Linked DNA regions of Homo sapiens: region 1 is linked to region 2. The links are chromatin loops, found by intact Hi-C in ENCODE. Cell type or tissue: B cell. All regions are shown on one strand. Each heading gives the region's core, and the rest is flanking DNA. Links, peaks and the distances in the headings are about the cores only.

What was found. A loop is a pair of places that touch in the nucleus more often than their neighbours do. Peaks named below come from ENCODE experiments on the same cell type or tissue, not always from the same donor. Only the 100,000 strongest peaks of a DNase experiment are listed, where the experiment ranks them.
Region 1: it touches region 2 in a loop (14-fold over the local background); 2 of 110 quality-filtered maps call a loop at or near these places.

Annotation. Positions count from the first base shown.
Region 1 is chr7:105,651,118-105,660,530 of GRCh38, forward strand. All of the region lies in intron 4 of ATXN7L1 (ataxin 7 like 1), which reads right to left. Among named protein-coding and RNA genes, the nearest start is that of EFCAB10, 74 kb to the left of the region's middle. RefSeq lists enhancers at 1,563-2,286, 4,458-5,181 and a silencer at 4,445-4,739. In B cell, for the core only: CTCF peaks have their summits at 5,998 (motif pointing right) and 6,203; a DNase peak (open chromatin) is centred at 6,004.
Region 2 is chr7:105,805,046-105,814,458 of GRCh38, forward strand. The region is part of intron 2 of ATXN7L1 (ataxin 7 like 1); the gene reads right to left. Among named protein-coding and RNA genes, the nearest start is that of ATXN7L1, 67 kb to the right of the region's middle. RefSeq lists enhancers at 1,330-1,499, 1,660-1,709, 2,350-2,399, 3,871-3,940, 4,061-4,170. In B cell, for the core only: no CTCF peak of the experiment used is centred there; a DNase peak (open chromatin) is centred at 4,366; H3K27ac peaks cover 953 bases.

The DNA.
Region 1 (9,413 bases), core at 4,529-7,028, 150 kb before region 2:
GGCCTGGCAAGGAGTGAGTGCTGGTTTCAGTCCTGCCTTGGTGGGGTGGTCTCATGCAGTGCAAAGCCCACACAAACATATGTGGCTGCCCTGCCTAACTTATCTCAGGCCTTCCTGGCTCCATGCCTCAGTTTCCTTATCAGTCAAATGAAGATAATAAGAGATATTTGAAGTGATTAAATGAGGTAGTAGATACCAAGTGCTTAGCATAGTGCCAGGCACATAGCAGACTCTCAATAAACTCTAACTAAACCAAAAGGGCACAGAGGATCCCAGCATCTGCTCTCATCCACCGATACTTGAAAGGTATATATGTGGGGTGCAAATCATGGTCACCATCAGAAAACTTCTGCTTCCTTAGTCCCTTCTGGTCCCACCGTGGAAGGAGGGGTGGACAGGGTGGAGGCAGAAGCACCAGCAGAGGGTGGGAGCAGCAGCCTTCCACATTCATGCAGAGTAGAGGACTCCTTCTGGGTGAGGCAGTGAGGAAGAAAAGCAGAACGAGGTGGGGCCAGATTCAATGGCCCTTTTCCAGGACCTGTCAGCCCTACTTCACAAGCCCACCTGCTTCTCCATCTCTAGTATTCTAGGCACTGCTTAAGCCTGGACTAGTGGTTAAAGGTCCCATCTGTATAGGACATTCTGGAAGAGGAGTAAGGAGGAACTCCAGCCTCCTCATGCACAAACATGTTGTCTCCTGCAATCCTGAAGTATGTTAGGCATTGGGGCTCTCTGCTGGTTCTAAGATGCCTCCCAGAGAAATAACTCTATAAGCCCCCCTCTAGGCTGCTCCAATTTTCTGGAAGCAGGAGGCCCCAGCGCATGTCTCCCTGCTGGTCTGTTAGTCTCTCTTGTACTTCTGTTATTCATGGCTTCCCAGGGCATGGAGCTCAGAAGGTGGTCTCCAAACCTGCTGGGAGAATAAGGAGTGCTAAGTGTCCTGACATTCCTGGGGAGTCCTAGTGCCCTAGGACTGTGAACAAGTCAGCAAGTCAGAGAAGAGGAGAAGATAAAAAAGGAAAAATCGAGCCCTCATGCAGTAGGGCATAGGATGCTGCACAGGCTGCCTTTGGGACCAGCTGTGTCTGCAGCAGTGTAGCCTTGGGCAGGGAGTCCAGGAGCGTTTTAAGGATAACCCTAGACCTAATCAACTGCACCTGCTCAGTGCCTTTCCTCTGCAAATGAGAACGAAGAGCCACACAATTCCAATGAATGGCCATTGAAATTCACATCAATAAGGAAATGGTATCAGAGCCTGGGAGGGCAGGAATTGAGAACGTAGAGATTAGGAGGCAATTTGATTCTGCAGGGAGCGCTGGTGCAGGGTGAGGCAGAGCCCCAAGCACCCTGTCCCCAGCACTGGCCCAGAACAGGCTCCGCTCAGGAGCAACAAGCGGGAGCACTCCCCTCGGCAGCCACCAGAGGTCATTGGTTCCTGCTGTTCGAGCTGTAGGCTGCTCTGCAGTGCCTTCCAGCCAGTACAGCCCAGACAGTTACTGTTTCCCAACAGTCCTGGAGGAAACCCTGACCCAAGGGGAGACAGGGCAACTCCTTACAGAACACCCTCCATCCCCCTGCCAGGAAGGCTGGGAGCTGGCACCTTGAGCAGAGACCCTGGGCTCCCATCCTAAGCCTTTGGCCTTCAAGAAGCTTTTTCTGAGCACGCTGAAAGATGAGGAAATGGCAAAGCATCCCAGGCTACTTATCAGTGCTCCAGCTTCTGGCCAGGTACCCTGACACCTGCTGCTCCCAGTTTCCTGCCAGAGGAAAAGCCCTCAGGAGCACCTTCCCTCCCCCAGGCATCACTCACTCACTCTGCTTTTTCCTTTTTTGTATTAGAATCCGGTTCTGGGCAGGCAGCCTTGCACCTGAACCACCTCCATCCAGAAAACAAAGCACATTTTCTTTTTAAACCCTCAAGGGTTTATTCTGAATGGCATTTTTGCCATATTAAAAAAAAAAGTTTATCTTCACACTGACCTACAGCAAACTCAGGATATTCTTTGTTCCAAATTAAATAGACTTTTTCTTTTTTAATCTCTATGTTAGCAATATCAGGCCGGGCATGGTGGCTCATCCCAGCACTTTGGGAGGCTGAGGTGGGTGGATCACTTGAGGTCAGGAGTTGGAGACCAGGCTGTCCAACATCATGAAACCCCGTCTCTACTAAAAATACAAAAATTAGCCAGGCGTGGTGGTGTATGCCGGTAATCCCAGCTACTTGGGAGGCTGAGGCAGGAGAATTGCTTGAACCCAGGGGATGGAGGCTACAGTGAGCCGAGATCGTGTCACAGCACTCCAGCCTAGAAGCCAGGGAGAGACTCTGTCTCAAACAAACAAAAACAACAACAACCAAAAAACTCTATGTTAACAATATCAGCATCCAGTTAGAAACCAGCTCTTCCCTGAAATTCAGTCACTCACAAGTCAGTCTGACCAAAGTCCACCTCTTAAACAGCTGTTAAAAGGTCCAGGCCTCAGCATCGCTTGCAACCTTTCTGGCTTGGCCTCTCTGTGTGTTCTAATCTGTTTGCACTCAGCCACCAACGCAAATCTGACCATGAAAGTCTTTGTGGGCTGCCCAAGGCCCAGAGGTCCAAGTGTAACCTTCACAGCCTGGCCCACCCCACCCCTCCTGCCCCAGCCACCTTCTCCTGTAGCCTCGCTGGACTTCTCACTTCTCCTTGAACACCAGTGCTCCGGCCTGGCTCTGTGCCTTTCTGTGGGCCGGGCTCTCCTGCTGGTGTGCCCTCCCCCATTCTCCAGGTGAACACTCCCCCATCTGTCCAGATCCGGAGGAAACATCCTCTTCTCTCCCAGTGCCTGCTGTTCCTTCCTAGGTGTTTCTGCTGCACTCATCATGTCCTATGGCAAGGTTTTATTTCTACATCTATGTGTCCTGACCAGACTGTGAGCTGCCTGATGATGGGAACCCTGTCCCAGTATACATGTCGCTCTGGAATTATCCCAGCAGCCTATACATTATCTAGCATTTAGGAAGGGCTCGATAAATGTTTGATGAATGAATTAATGTTCTCAGTGGAAGTTAAATCACATAACACAATAAAAACCAAACTGGCACCCCACCAATGCTTGGTAAGAACAAATGCTTTAGGTGGGGATCAGGCTGTGCTGCCTCTCCTCTTCTGAGAAGAGATTGTGCAATGACAAAGGTGAAGTGTCCGCTCATAGCGGCACATGCTGCACACCTACCATGCATGAGCAGTGAGTTATGCACTCACGTGCAATACCGTGTTTAATCTCTATCCCCAATTTCATAGATGTGGAGCCTGAGGCTGAGAAAGGCTTGCCCCAGGTCATTCCACAAAATGAAGGGCAGAGAGAGCTTGACGTCAGGCAACACCGAGGGTGGTGCTCTTTACTGTAGCACTGGAAGCCAGAAGGCCAGGGGTCAAGTCTCAGCTCCTCTGCTGTCCCACTGTGTATGTAATCTCAGCCCATCGCTTCATCTCTTTGGGCTCTGTTTTCTTATCTTCACCACAAAATAGTCTTTAGGCTCAAATAGGATTGGGCTATCAAAACATCTAAAAATCATAATGAGCTATGCAGCTATGAAGGACCATGGTTACTAATCTCTGTGGCTCATCCCTCTTCTTTCCTTCAGGCCATTTTTTTTTTTTGAGACGGAGTCTTGCTCTGTTGCCCAGGTTGGAGTGCAGTGGCACAATCTCAGCTCACTGTAACCTCTGTCTCCCAGGTTCAGGAGATTCTTGTGCCTCAGCCTCCCAAATAGCTGGGATTACAGGGACACACCACTACGCCTGGCTAATTTTTTTTTTTTTTTTTGTATTTTTAGTAGAGACAGGGTTTCACCACATTAGTCTTGAACTCCTCACCTCAAGCGATCTGCCCGCTTCAGTCTCCCAAAGTGCTGGGATTACAGGCGTGAGCCACAGTGACTGGACACTTCAGGCCATTTTCTTCCTTCCCCAGCTGTCTTGGTCTTACTTTTCCTCCCAAAGCTGGATTCCCTATTTCTGAGCACTTCTGTGACTTCACAAGGTTGGCTGCATTTACACCCAAGGAGCTGTCCATTGTCCTTACCTTTGCTCATCTGAAAACCCAGTGAGCAGGCAGCCTTAGATGTTTAAATTCCCACGGCCTCCCTGTCCTGGAAGGGACACTCTGCCCCCAGCCGCAGCCCCCACATGCTTCAATATTCTGGTCTGTCTACCTTCCCACCCTCTCTTACCCCTTCCCTCTGAAGTCCATTACAAAAACATTAAACTTCTACTCTGTAGGCAAACAAGTGGGAGCCATCAAAGAGTTGTGGGCAGAACGGGCTCACATCACTCTGGGGGGGTGTGTGGGGTGGACAGGAGGATGGGCAGAGTGAGGGGCAAGGAGGCCAGGGAGAGGCAACTGCAAGAATCCTGCTGAGGAATGCAGGGCAGTCACAGGGGTAGGGTCCTTGCAGTGTCTGCGGCTCCTTGGGTTGCTCGTATTTCACAGCCTGAGACGACTCTCTGTGTCTTCAGGGAGCCATCAATCCTGAGCCTTGGTCTTGCCCCCAGTTCACGCCAGCACCAGGCAGGAAGAGATAAGCCGCCCAGTTTCTCCCACAGGCATCTGGCCAGGGCCTCTCAGTGATCGCTTCCCTCTCCATAAAGCGTTGGGAAGACTTCCAGAGTGCTTACACTCCCTCAGCCCCAGTTGCTCCGGGAAGACCCGCCTGGTAATTCCAAGCATTTGGAGAGGAGCCCCGCCTACCTGGGGAGAGGGAGCCCTCCCCCACCTGCTGCAGGGCATGCACAGGGAGGCCAGGGAGCCTGCTGATTTTTCTTTTGCTTTGGCTCATTTTCCTCCTGGAGCAGCGGGCTCATCTTCTGCATTTTTAATAGCTGAGCATATTTAGCATTCAACACACACGTGTGGGTTGATAAGGCCCAAAGAGAAGGCAACAAGCCATCCAGGGGAGGAAATCCTCCTCCTACCTCCTCTCTGCCTCCTGCCCACCTCAGCCTACAACTGTGGGTCTGAGTTCCCCATCAATTCGCCAGGCCAGACCAGGGTTACCGAAGTGATAGCAGCTGAGAGAGTCAGACTGGCTGACTCGGTCACTGTGCCAGGGTCTGGTCCCATGGCTGAGCAGGGACTCATAAGTAAAGGCTGAAATGCTCATCGGAGCTCAAAAGGGCCAAACAGCCATAACTCCTTCTTGATTCTTATGTGGGGACCGAGTCTTCTTGCCCACCTCCCTCCACTGTCATCAACTACATAGATGTCAACACTGTGAGATGGTGGCCAGGTACCCCCTGACCTCTGGCTCCCACAGGGGTGGTCCCCACTGTCAGGACAGTGAACCAGTGGAAGGGGCCTCTGAGAGGCTGAGTACAGGGCTGGGGATGCTGGGCAGCCTGTGGGTGCTGTCAGGCAGTTCTGCAGGGAACAAACCTGGTAACATGGCAATGCTCTGTTTTCCCCTTTCTTCTTCTTCCTTTTTTTTTTTTTTGAGATAGTCTCGCTCTGTCACCCACACTGGAGTGCAGTGGTGTGATCTTGGCTCACTGCAACCTCTGCCTCCCAGATTCAAGCGATTGTCTTGCCTCAGCCTCCCAAGTAGCTGGGATTACAGGTGCCCGCCACTACACTCGGCTAATTTTTGTACTTTTAGTAGGGACAGGGTTTTGCCATGTTGGCCAGGATCGTCTTGAACTCCTGACTTCAGGTGGTCCACCCGCCTCGGCCTCCCGTGTTGGAATTACAGGCGTGAGCCACCACGCCGGCCTCCCCCTTTCTTGTAATGCAGTTATTTTTTTAAGCTACTCAGTCACATAAAGGAGAAAATAACAAAACCACAGACCATTTAACCTTGTGCTGGAATGCCAGGAGGTCAGCCTGAACTCTAGAGTAGTGTTTTTATTGCTGTACATGTGAATTTGAGCTATTTGGAAAGGGTGGCCCTAACCTGCTGTTAAATCTAATCTAAGGGCCACGGTCCAGTATGGGTTGGCACTGCTTATGCTTTCTTGGCCAGTAGGGGGCGATACAGAGTTCACTTGGAGCAATGGAACGAACTTGGGCAGGGAGTTCTCTGCACCGCCTGATGCAGGTCTTCCAGGTCTGTTTCCACCACAGACCCAGCAGCACCAGGCCAAGGGGAGAAAGGAGTTGGAATTTAGCAACTCCTGATGGGAGCGTAACATTTAAAGAGATTAGAGGAGCCCAATTGACACACCATTGAATTGAAAAAACCAGAGGGTCCCACCCAGGGTCAGTGGCCTATGTGTCTAGATCCAGCAGCCACTAACCACTTCAGGCTACTAAGCATTTAAAATGTGGCTACTGTGGGGGCCAGGCACTGTGGCTCACACCTGTAATCCCAGCACTTCGGGAGGCTGAGTTGGGTGGATCCCTTGAGCTCAGGAATTCGAGATGGTGAAACTCTAACTCTACAAAAACACAAAAATTAGCCAGGCACAGTAGTGTGTGCCTGTCGTCCCAGCTACCTGGGAGGTTGAGGTGGGAGGATCACTTGAGCCCAGGAGGTTGAGGCTGCAGTAAGCTGAGATTGCACCACTGTACTCCAGCCGCAGCCTGGGTGACAGAGTGAGACCCTGTCTCAAAAAAAAAAAAAAAAAAAAAAAAAAAAAGATAAGAAAAAAAGTGGCTACTGTGGCTGTGGCTGAACGGGATTTTAAATTTCATTTAAGCTGAGTTTGTTGAAATTTAAGAACGGATACTTGATTCAGTTATTAGAAAATGTTTAAGTCTGTTTAGAACAACTTGGGTGTCAATCTATTTTATAACCTTTAGTTTTTATGAAACCTAAAAATGGGTCAAATATTTCTAATGAAAATTTAGTGTCCAAATTGAGATGTGCTGTAAGTGTAATAAAACACATGCAGGATTTTGAAGACTTATGAAAAGAAAATAATGTAATCTATCTCATTGGTTATATGTTGAAATGATAGTATTTTGAATATATTAGGTTAAAGAAAATAGTCATGTGTCACTTCATGATGGGGCTATGTTCTAAGAAATGCAATGAGAGGTCATTTCGTCATGCTAACATTGTAGAGTGAACTAACACAAACCCCTGCACACTGGCCTGGGCGACAGAGCTATACCCCATCTCAAAAAAAAAAAAAAAGTGACCAGTTCCACTTTTCCAATGGATTACCCTCTTCTTGCCGGTCTGGGCAGGATTCTGTCCTGTCAAGTATAAAAGGTGCTTGAACCTAAGCTGTATGGTATAGCCACTTGTTCCTAGATTACAAACCTGTACAGCATGTGACTGTACTGAATACTGTAGGCAATTGTAATATAAGTGTAAGTATTTGTGTGTCTAAACATATCTAAATATAGAAAAGCTATAGTAAAAATAGGGTATAATCATCTTATGGGACTGCTGTTGACTAAAACGCTGTTATGTGGCACATAACTTTTTTTTTTTTTTTTTTTTTGAGGTGGAGTCTCACTTGCTTTGTTGCCCAGGCTGGAGTGCAGTGCCAGGATCTTGGCTCGCCGCAACCTCTGCCTCCCAGGTTCAAGCAAGTCTCCTGCCTCAGCCTCCCGAGTAGCTGAGATTACAGGCATGCGCCACCATGCCTGGTTATTTTTTTTTGTATTTTTAGTAGATACGGGGTTCCACCATGTTGGCTAGGCTGGTCTCGAACTCTTGACCTCAAATGATCCATCCGCTTCGGCTTCCCAAAGTGTTGGGATTACAGGCATGAGCCACCATGCCTGGCCAATGACTACTATTAAAAATTAATTTCATGACTGGGCATGGTGGCTCACGCCTGTAATCCCAGCATTTTGGGAGGCCAAGGCAGACGGATCATGAGGAGTTCAAGACCAGGCTGGCTAAGATGGTGAAACCCCGTCTCTACTGAAAACACAAAAATTAGCTGGGTATGGTGGTGGGCACCTGTAATCCCAGCTACTCAGGAGGATGAGCCAGGAGAATAGCTTGAACCTGTGTGATAGAGGTTGCAGTGAGCTGAGATCACGCCACTGTACTCCAATCTGGGTGACACAGCAGGACTCCGACTCAAAAAAAAAATTAATTTCACCTGTTTCTTTTGTACTTTTTTCCAATGTGGCTGTTGAAAATGTAAAATTAACATGTGTGTCACACATTACATTTCTATTGGATAGTGCTAGTCTAAACAATTCTAGACAAAAGGTCAGCCATCTCCAGGAATGGAAATCTCAGAATCCCTTTCAATGGTCACATCCATTTCATTCAATTCGACAAATATTTACTGACACGAGTACCACGCTTGTTGAGTTGGTGAGAGGTTTCCATACAGGAGGCCCTGCAGTAACTACTGGGCAGGAGGAAGACAGGAAGTGGAGTCTATGGCCGACCAGAGAAAGTGTCACATGTGAGGTAAAAATTAAGTGCTCCGGGGATTAAAAGAAAGGCGATAGCATATCAGGTTGTTGGCAAGGAGGAAGTGAATGAGGAAAGGGCATTGAGAGAAGGTAGCCAGTGAAACGGGCAATAAGAATGGTAAGGATTATGGCCAGGAGAGAAGGGGACTGAATGCTGTGGAGACACCGGGCTTAGCAGACCCAGTGCCCTCAGACTCCTCTTTCCCTGTCCCAATCCTCCATGGCACCACCCTTGGCCTCTGTTCTTCTTCTTCTCACACCATATACCTCCCTGGCAGGCCCATCTGTACCCACAGCTTCCATGCCCACGTCTACACTGATGACTCTCTAGTCCTGGCCCATACCTATCTCTTGACCCCTGGTTCCAAACATTCAATGCCCACTCACATTTCTTTTCTCTTTCTTTTTTTTTTTGAGACGTGTAGATATTTCTTAGATACTTCAAAATCCACTGACTTCCCAGCTGAACTCATCCTTCCTTTCCCTCCCTCAACTCTGGCCCTTACTGTCCTTCCCTTGAGGAAGCGGCAGGACCACAACTCTGCTGTCGTAATGCCTTCCCTTGTACTCCAGCCCTACATATGACCAGCCCCAAAGTCCTGCGGAGTTTTCCCTCCTTAATATTTATCTCACCCAGCCCCTCCGTACACACCACTGCCTGGATCCAGGCTGTCACCACGCCTCGCCTGGGTGACACAACATCCTCACCGTTCTTGCTGCTTCCTGTGTGACCCCCCGAGCCATCATTCTACGTGGCTGTCAAGGTGACCAGACTACATGAGAAAACTGCTCCTTTAACACCGCTTTGAAATTTCCAGGGTGAAGTCCAAATTCCTGAACTTAACACATACAGCAGAACTTCATAATCTGGGCCTCACTCCCCTACCCAGTTTCACATCCTGCCTCTCCCCACATGCAAATACTTTTGCACATTCTGTTCCCTTTGCCTAGGACACCCTTCCAACTCTCTTAGATAGAATTTTTTTTTTTTTTGGTGGTAAAATAGACATAACATTAAAAATTTACCATTCTAATTCCATTCTCTTTGT
Region 2 (9,413 bases), core at 2,910-5,409:
TACAATGAGGATCAGCTAGGATGACAACATACACACTTAAAACAACGAACGAGCCGGACAGTAGAGTGAGCTGATGTAGTGAAGGGCTAACCTGAGCCAGACAGTTAGAGAATGGGATGGCATAAAGTGACATGATTAAACAGGCAGAAAGGGCAAAGTGTGCTAGAGGAGGGAGCCATGAGCTCTGGCTAAGGTGCCAAGGGCTTTCTCTATAACCGGCCTTCCTGGGGGCAGGCGAGAACTTGCCAGGGCCCTTAGTGCTGTGGGGTGGGAAGGAGAACGCCAGCTGCTCCAGGACTTGGTAAGTTGGATATGCAGGAAGTTCAGGGGGCTGGCAGCTAGTGGCACTTGTGCCAGTGGGGAACCTGGGGTGACTCAGTGTGGGAAACAGGAGGTTGTTGGTCTCACCCACTGCCCTCATCTACTCACTCATTTATCCAACACTTATTTATTGTCATTGATTATATGCCAGACACTGGGGTACAGAGAAATGAATGCGATGATTTATGCCCTCAAGGAGCTCACAGATCATGAAAAGAGACAGGGCGAGACTCACAAGCCCACAGTACACTTGGCAAGTGATAAATAGGACGTGTGCGTGGCTCATGCTGCGGCAGAGGGCAGGGAGAGCTTCACCAGGATGACCCCAGAGTCGGTTCCTGAAAGATGAGCACAAGCTTCCAGGCAGTCGCAGGGGGAGGGGCAGCCCGGGTCGTGGGAACAGCAAGAGCAAATGCAGTGTGGTGAGATGTGCTGGCCTGGTGAGGGTGCCACAGGTGGGTGAATATAGCAGGGAATGAGGATGCTGGGGGGAAGGGCAGGAGATAAGGCCAGAGAGGTGCGAGGCAGAGTTTTACCATGTGCTCATGAGTATGAGAGAGAGAATGCAGAGAGCAGTGATCGGGTGTTTGTTTTGGAAGCAATGCTGAGCTTGCTGGAACAAGGCTGGAGGTGAGAGGGCTGCTGCAGGGTCTGGGGCTGCAGGGACAGAGAGGACGCAGGACCCAAGAGACATTTATTTGGAACTGACCACTGTGGGAAATGACTTAGAGCTTTCTGGCTTGGCCTACCAGGAAGAGGGGAAGACAGATGGGAATGCAGGTTACATGGTGCTAGAGACTGAACTGCGTCCCCCTGGATTCATGTACTGAGACCCTAGCACCCAGTGAGGTGGTATAAGGAGATGGGACCTTTGGGGAATGATGAGGTTTACATGGGGACCTAAAAGTGGAGCTCCATGATGGGATTAGTGCCCTTGTAAGGAAAGGAAGAGACACCAGGGCCCTCTCTGCCCAGTGAGCACCCGTCCACTCACCATGCGGGCACCCTGATCGTGGGTGTCAGCCTCCAAAATTGTGAGAAATAAACCTCAGTTGTTTAAGCCACCCAGGCTATGGTACTTTCTTATAGCAGCCCGAGCAGACTGAGGACATATGGGGAGGAGAGCTTTGTTTTGCAGCCTACTAAGTGTGAGAAACTGATCTGCAGTCCAAGAGGCAAGCTGGGGCCAGAGAGACAGAGTGGGGACATCATGAGCAAGCGGGGGCCAAGCTGGGGTTGTGCACAGTCTCCCTGTGAAACAGTGTTGTCTGACAACAGGGTTAAGGCTAGAATTTGGGGAACACCAATAAATAACAAGAAGATGAGAGGAGGGAAGGGGCCAGTGAAGGAAGCTGAGAGGAACGCTCGCAGAGGGAGGAGGTGAGTCATGAGGAAGTGCCCAGGAGGACCCAGCAACAGAGTCAGAGGCACAGAGAAGCCACGTGGGAAGCACTGCAGTGTTCAACACCTCTGACAAGGAGTGAAAGCTCTGGGGAAAAAATAGGGTGTGGAAGTCAACTGGCAGTTGCTGTGGGGGGATGTACAACCAAGAAAGGGTGACTTACTTGTTTCAATTTTAAACAACAAATATGTGAACAGGGCTTTAGTCTGCAAGAAGCCAGCAGAGCCTTCTTTTCCCTTTTGCCATCTTCACCTGGCCTCCTGGGCCAGGGCACGCTGCCATCCAGGTGTCCAGCCAAGCTTCCTGTGCATGGATGACCACCTGTTGCCCCAGGATTTGGCACTGTCCAACTTCCCAGCATAGCTGCCTTTCTGCTGCCCCACCACAATGCCAGCTACATTGGGTGCTGACCACATGCCACACACCCTGCTCCACAAACATCAGTTAGTGTCCTGAAGAACCTCATGAGGGAAACTTGACCAGACCCAGCTTAGAGGTGAAGAACCCAGGCTTTAGAAAAGTCAAGTCACCTGCCTGATGTCATACTGCTGGTAAATGCTGTGCAGAATTTGAACACTGTGTGTCAAACTCCACTGCACTTCCCTGCCTCAAAAGAGCCTTTCATTTCTTCCTTGAAAGAGCTGCCCCACACTGACACAAACCCATGCAGGGCGAGAACAGGACACACCTTCTGACGCGGCACTCCTGGGTAGGCTGTTGCAGGAATGGCCCCCCAGTTGTTTATACCTTCCAATCTTCACACCCTTGGGTTCCCCCTTTTCACATTGATTCTGGGCTCAGTCACATGACTTACTTTGGCCAACAGACCATTAGCAACTGTGACAGACACTTATAAAATACTTATGCACTGGGTTTGTGTGCCCTCTCTTGTTCTCCTTGGAACCCTCATGTGGAAAGCCCGGGCTGGGCTGCAGTAGCATGGACGGACCCACATGGAGCACAGGTGAGCTGTTCCTGCCCAGACCTCTCCAGACCGAGCAGCCTCCCAACCACCAGACAGGTGAGGGAGGGCCTCTTTGACCATCCAGCCTGGGCTGCGCTATCCGCACCAGAAGAAACACCCAGAAGACCCACAGAATCATAGTAAGTAATGTTTACTGTCTTAAGCCATCAAGTTTTGGGGTGGTTTGTTGCACAGCAAAAGCTAGCTAACTGATACAAGTCCTTAAAGAGGCCTGAGCTAGCATCTCCTTCCAGCTCTGAAGCACTGGAGGATAATTCTTGGATCTCTAGTGTCCACAGACTCTTTCTGCAATGTCAGAACCACCCAAGAATACAGCACTGTCCTTGGCCTGGAGGGTCACTCTGCTCCTAGAAAGCAGGAAAAGGAAGAGGCCTTTATATACCTTCTCCCCAGGACACACAGGGCCTGCAGGCAGCCCTGGTGGGTGCCAGGTTACTTAGGGACAAGGTGACAGTGGCATGCTTTTGCCATTTGTCCCCAGCCAAGTGTTTTTCCACTGATGTGAAAGGAAAAAGATAATTTCTCTAGTGAGCCCTACTGCAAAGACTCTGAGGCAGCATTTCATCAAAGGGTGCTGGGAAGCACTGGGGAGACAGCAAAACCCAAAAACCTCCAGCTCCACTCAGCAAGGAGCTTGCTGCTTCTGTTTCCAGAGAGGCGGAAAAATGAATGAGCACTCAGGAAAGCCAACCTGATCAGTGGCACTTTGATAAGATGACAAAATTGCTCCCTCCTCCAGTCCAAATCCACTCTCTGTGGTGAACTATTATGGGAAGGAAGCATCAACTAATTAGAAGCATCTCTGGGACATGAGAAAAATCAGCACCTAAAATGCCTAAGCAGAGAGAATTCCTTGTTAAGAAGAGAGAAAACAAAACAAAAAACTGCTAGGATGTCACTTTGCCCAAGCATATTTATAAAGGGAGGAGGAGATAAGAATTAATTGGGACAGGAGCTTCTACCTAAGTGACATAAAAGACACAATTATTTTTGCTGCTTTTACAGATCAAGTGCCCCTTCCAGGTGGGGATAGAGCCCTGGCACCACCCACCATTTTGAAAAATGACTTTTAGTCTTCCGTAGTTCTAACTAAGCTTGAAATTAAGATGGTTCTTTTGTTTACTCCCCCTGTTGGGGAAGCTCTAACCACCTATCAAAAACACCAATGTCTGGATTATTTATTTCTCATTGTCCAACCTACGGGGCATAGAAGAGTTTTATGAAGCCAACATGTGAGGCGTTTCTCCCAAAGAAGCGTGGATGCACCTCCCCATATTGCAGAGCCCTTTTATACTATGGTCCTTTGATAATCTGGATTTTGACAGACAGAACTAATGCCTGACTTGGAGCAGGACAAAGAGCCCTGGAAGTCAGAGGCTTCATTCTTGTCACCCTCTTTCCTTTATAAGCTGCGAGCACTTGGGTAAGTCCCTTAACCTTGAGAAAATTCAATAAAACAAAGGGTTAGTGACTAATATATTACATCCTTTTTAAAAAACAAGTTGTGGTTTAAAAAGCCCCATATAACATGAGATCTACTGTCTTAACACATCTGTGAGTGTATAGTACAGTATTGTTAACCATAAGCACACTGTTGTAAAGCAGATCTCTAGAACTGACTCAGCTTGCACTACTGAAACTCCACGCCCACTGAGCAGCAACCTCACTTCCTCCTTCCTCCGGCCCCTGGCACTCAACCATTCTATGTTCTGCTTCTACGAGTCAACTGCCTTAGATACCTCATATCAGTGGAATCAGGCAGTATTGGTCCTTTATGACTGGCTTATTTCATTTAGCATAGTGTCCTCAAGGTTCAAATATATATCCTTACAATGATACTGACATGGTACTCACTGTTTCCATGGTAAGTGGTTACATATATTAACGTATTTAGCCCTCACAGAAACCCTTCAAGGTAAGGTGGCATGATTATCTCCTTTTGATAGATGAGGAAACTGAGGCAAAGGGAGGTGAAGTGAGGTGCCTATGCTTACCTGCTGTGTAAGTGGCTCCAGACTCCTTTTTTTTTTTTTCCAAGACAGGGTCTCACTCTGTTGCCCAGGCTAGAGCATAGTTATGCTATCATAGCTCACTGTAGCTTTGACCTCCTGGGCTCAAGTGATCCTCCCAACTCAGCCTCCCAAGTAGCTGGGACGAAAGGCACATGCCACCACATCCACCTAATTTTTTAAATTTTTTGTAGAGACGAGGTCTCACTATGTTGCCCAGGCTGGCCTCGAATTCCAGGACTCAAATGATCCTCCAGCCTTGGCCTCCCAAAGTGTTGAGACTACAGGTGTGAGCCACCACACCCAGCCCAGACTCCATTCTCTTGAACATAACACCATGTTCTTTCTGTACAGTTTAAAATTTCTATTTTAGCAAGTAGGCTCACAGAGATACTGAAGTCACTGAGGAAGATGGCAAAAGATGGGGCAGGGAGGATAAACGAGATGTGGTGTTGGAGAGATCTACCCTTGTATAGTTCAGAGTGGTCTTTCACAGCAGGAAGAGGATGGCCTTGGAGCCAGGGAGACCTGGGCCCAGTCCTGGCTCTCCCTTGCTCTAGGCCCTTGGGAAACACCAGTCACCAAAACTGGCAAGACCCTTGCCTTGTAGACATCACATGCTAGCAGGTGAGACAAACAACAAACAATAAGTATTCCCAATAATGTCTGCTATAGAAAGGGTAAAGTGTTATAAAAAAACAAACAAACAAAACACTGGTGCTGGGAAGGCTGGCTGGAATTGTAAAAAGGGTGCCACTGAGAAGGTGATATCTGAGCAGACTAGAAGAAGGTGAGAAGGTAGATTGTGAGGCTGGAGCACATCTAGGGGATGGTGTTCCGCACAGAGGGAAGAGCTAGTGCAAAGGTCCAGAGAAGGGGAGAGCCTAGGACGTATGAGGGAGAGCAAAGAAGCCAGCCTGTGTGCAGGAGCCAACGCGAGCCAGCGTAGAGGCACTGAAGCCGGGGATGGCATGGGGGCGGCGGAAAGGCTGTGCCAGTGACTCTGAGTGGTGTGGGAAGCTATGCAGGCTTTTGAGCAGAGGAGTGACATGAACTGATACTTGGCTTTTATAGTAATTTAGGTGATGGTGGCTCAGATCAGGGCAGCAGAAGTGGAGGTGGGAGAAGCAGTTGGTTTTGAACCTAACCTGTTTCCTAGTGGACTAGATGTGGATGGGAGAAAAAGATGGGAGTCAAGGATGACACCAAGAGTTCTGTCCAAAGCAACTGGAAGAATGAAGTGGCTATCAGCTAACCTAGAAAGGCCACAGATGAAGAAAGTTACGGGGTCCCTGAAAAGATATGGTGAAGTCCTATCCCCAATACTTGTGAATGTGGTCTTATTTGGAAACAGCGTCTCTGCAGAAGTGATCAAGTTAAGATGAGGTCATTAGGGTGGGCCTTAATCCAATATGACTGGCGTCCTTATACGACGAGGAGAAGAGACACAGACAGGCCTGGAGATGATGTGAAGGTGGACAGGGAGAACACCATGTGATAAAGGAGGCAGAGCCGGGAGTGACACAGCTATAAGACATGGAAAGCCAAGGATGGCTAGCCACACCGGAAGCATGCAACAGATTCTGCCCTGGAAGCTTCAGAGAGAGCGCAGCCCTGCCAGCACCTTGACTTTGGACTTTGGTCTCCAGAACAGAGAGAGAATGAATTTCTGTTATTTTAAGCCATCTAGTTTGTGGTACTTTGTTGCGGCAGCCCTAGCAAACTATTACAGGGGGTAAGCTAACAATTCAGTTTTCCACATGTTAAATGCTGGAGATGTCAAGCAGGTGGTGGGATGTCTGAGTCCCAAGTTCAGGAGAAAAGCCCAGGCTGCTGACAGGAGTCTGGGACATGTCTGCAAATAGAATGCATTTATAGCCATGGGGCTGGATGAGGGCAGCAAGGAATAAAAGTATACATGGGAAGGGAAGAGGGCCAAGGATTGAGCCTGGGGCACTCCAAAGCTGAGACTGGGAGAAGCAGAAACTGGCAAAGGACTCTGAGTTGGAGCAGCCCAGGAGGTAGAAGAAAAACCAAGAGTGCCAAGTCCTGGGGCCTGCATTTCTTCCCTGGCCCCATGGCTCCTGGTGGGCCAAGGCCTCCCTGCTGACCTACCTGCAGCCACCTCTCCTCTTCCCCTCACAGGCTAAGTCCCAGAGAGCCCACTGAACAGACCACTCTCAACTGCCCCCATACCTTGTCTTCAGACAAATTGTCTCCTCTGCCAGCTTCCCCTTTCCCTTCTGTTTTCTGGGTCTCAGCCTAAGAGCTCCCCTGCCTTGTGAATGCTTTGGACCACCCCAGGCACAGGGAGGCACCCTGCTCCCTTCTCAAGCCCCCCTGGATGCTAACCTTGCCTCAACCTTAGTGCTCATCTCCTATCCCGGGGTTGATGGGGATGTCTGTCTCTGTACACAACCAGCTCCCTGGCACAGAGCAGGCCTGCAATAAGCATTTGTTGAAACTGATGAATCCAAACATGGATGGCTGAAATGGGACTCTTCTGGCAGCTACCGTATTAACACTAAGTTTGGAGTCAACGAAAACATATGAACTTTAAAAGCAAGGTTTCTTAAGTTATATCTTTCCTACCTGTTCAGTTGATTTCCAAGTCTCAAGAATAGTAGTTTACATATATTCCTGTTAAACTTTTAGTTCTTGAGAGATCTAACTCAGACTAGCAAGATATTTGGGTCTTGATTCTATCAGTTTCTAAACTAGTTTTCAGGCTTAGCTTTCTGTTCTCCACAAACTTTACTGAGCATATCATCAATGTCTTTACTCGAGTCCTTAATACGAAACAAAGCAGGACAGGGGCAGGAAAGAAGCCTGTAACATTTCCCTGCAGTTGTCCCTCTGGCTCAGTTACGGCCCACTCACTGTACAGATATTTACTAAGCACCCACTGTGGCATTGTTCTAGGTGTCAGGAATTCATCAGTGATAAACAAAGATCTAGCTGGGCATGGTGGCTCACGCCTGTAATCCCAGCACTCTGGGAGGCTGAGACGGGTGGGTCACTTGAGCCCAGAAGTTCAAGACCAGCCTGGACAACATGATGAAACCCTGTCTCTAGAAAAAACACAAAAATTTATCTGGGCATGGTGGCACACACCTGTGGTCCTAGCTACTTGGGAGGCTGAGGTGGGAGGAATATCTAAGCCTGGGAGGTCAAGGCTGCAGTTGGCTGTGATTGCGCCCCTGTACTCCAGCCTGGGTGACAGAGTGAGACCCTGTCTCAAAAACAAGACAAAACCAAACCAAACCAAACCAAACAACCCCACCACCAAAACAAAGATCCTTGCTCTGACTTCTCCACAGATACCGCCTTTCAACTGTTATGAATTTACCTACTTGTATGACTTCATGTGGATTCCATCTTTTCCACATACATTTCATGACAGACTTTTGCCAAATGCTTTGTTAAAACCAGAGACACTGTATCTATAATATTTCCTGGCCTCCCAGCCCAGGAGAAAAGGAGATGGGATTTCTCTGGTGTACACAGTTCTTAGTAAACCCAGGTTGGCTCCTGGTGTTCACTACCTTCTTTTCTAGTATTCACAATCTACAATTTTTTTTTTTTTTTTTTTGAGACGGAGTTTTGCTCTTGTTGCCCAGGCTGGAGTGCAATGGCACAATCTCAGTTCAATGCAACCTCTGCCTCCCAGGTTCAAGCGATTCTCCTGCCTCAGCCTCCCTAGTAGCTGGGATTATAGGCATGTGCCACCACGCCCAGCTAATTTTGTATTTTTAGTAGAGACGGGGTTTCTCCATGTTGGTCAGGCTAGTCTCGAACTCCCGACCTCAGGTGATCCACCCGCCTCGGCCTCTCAAAGTGCTGGGATTACAGGCATGAGCCACTGTGCTCGGCCCACAATCTATAATTTTAATAATGCACACTAGACTCTTCCTTTATCTGTAAATTCTGAAATTAAGTTTTTTTTCCTTTTCTGGAAACCAGAAAATCATTTGGCCACTTTCTGTTTTCTGGGAACTCTCCTTTTCTCTCTGACTCTGCTAAGCTTACCAAAAGCAATTCTATCTCTCTCTCTCTTTTTTTCCCCCAGTATCCTAGGATGTCATTATCTGAACCTGAATTCTGAACTTGAGATAGCTGGGTGTTTTCTGATAATTTCTCCATGTATCCTGGATTCCAATTTCCTCCCACCAGTATGAGTCCCACCCTTCCAAGTCTCAAATCTTTCTTTTTAATGCCCCTCTAGCCTCAATCCTTTCTTCCTCTCTTCCTCCATTTCACCTTACACAAAAGCTGTCCTTCCAGAGGAGACGTCGTCCTCAGGAAATCAGTCTAATAAAACCAGCTTCGCAGCAGTCCCCATTCTCTGTAGGGTCCCACATCTATCAGGTGCTCAGACCCTGCCCTTCAGGATGTATCCTCTCTACCTGGGGACCATCCAGTGTTTTCTCTTACTCGGCCTCCAATTGTGATCGCAATGCCAGCAGCTGTGCTGATGGCCCCCTGAAATTGACTTGGCAATTCACTATCCTCACTCCAGTGAGCTTCTAAAAACTCAATAAACTTGATCTTTGCCCCGCCTCCTGCCACTTGAAGCTTTGGTGGCAATGATGATGGTGATGATGATGATGAAGATGTTGAAGAAGGGGATGGGGAGAAGGGAGAGAAACTATCAATTCAGTGTTTTCCAGCAGGGTTTTTTTTTTCCAGGTTGTAT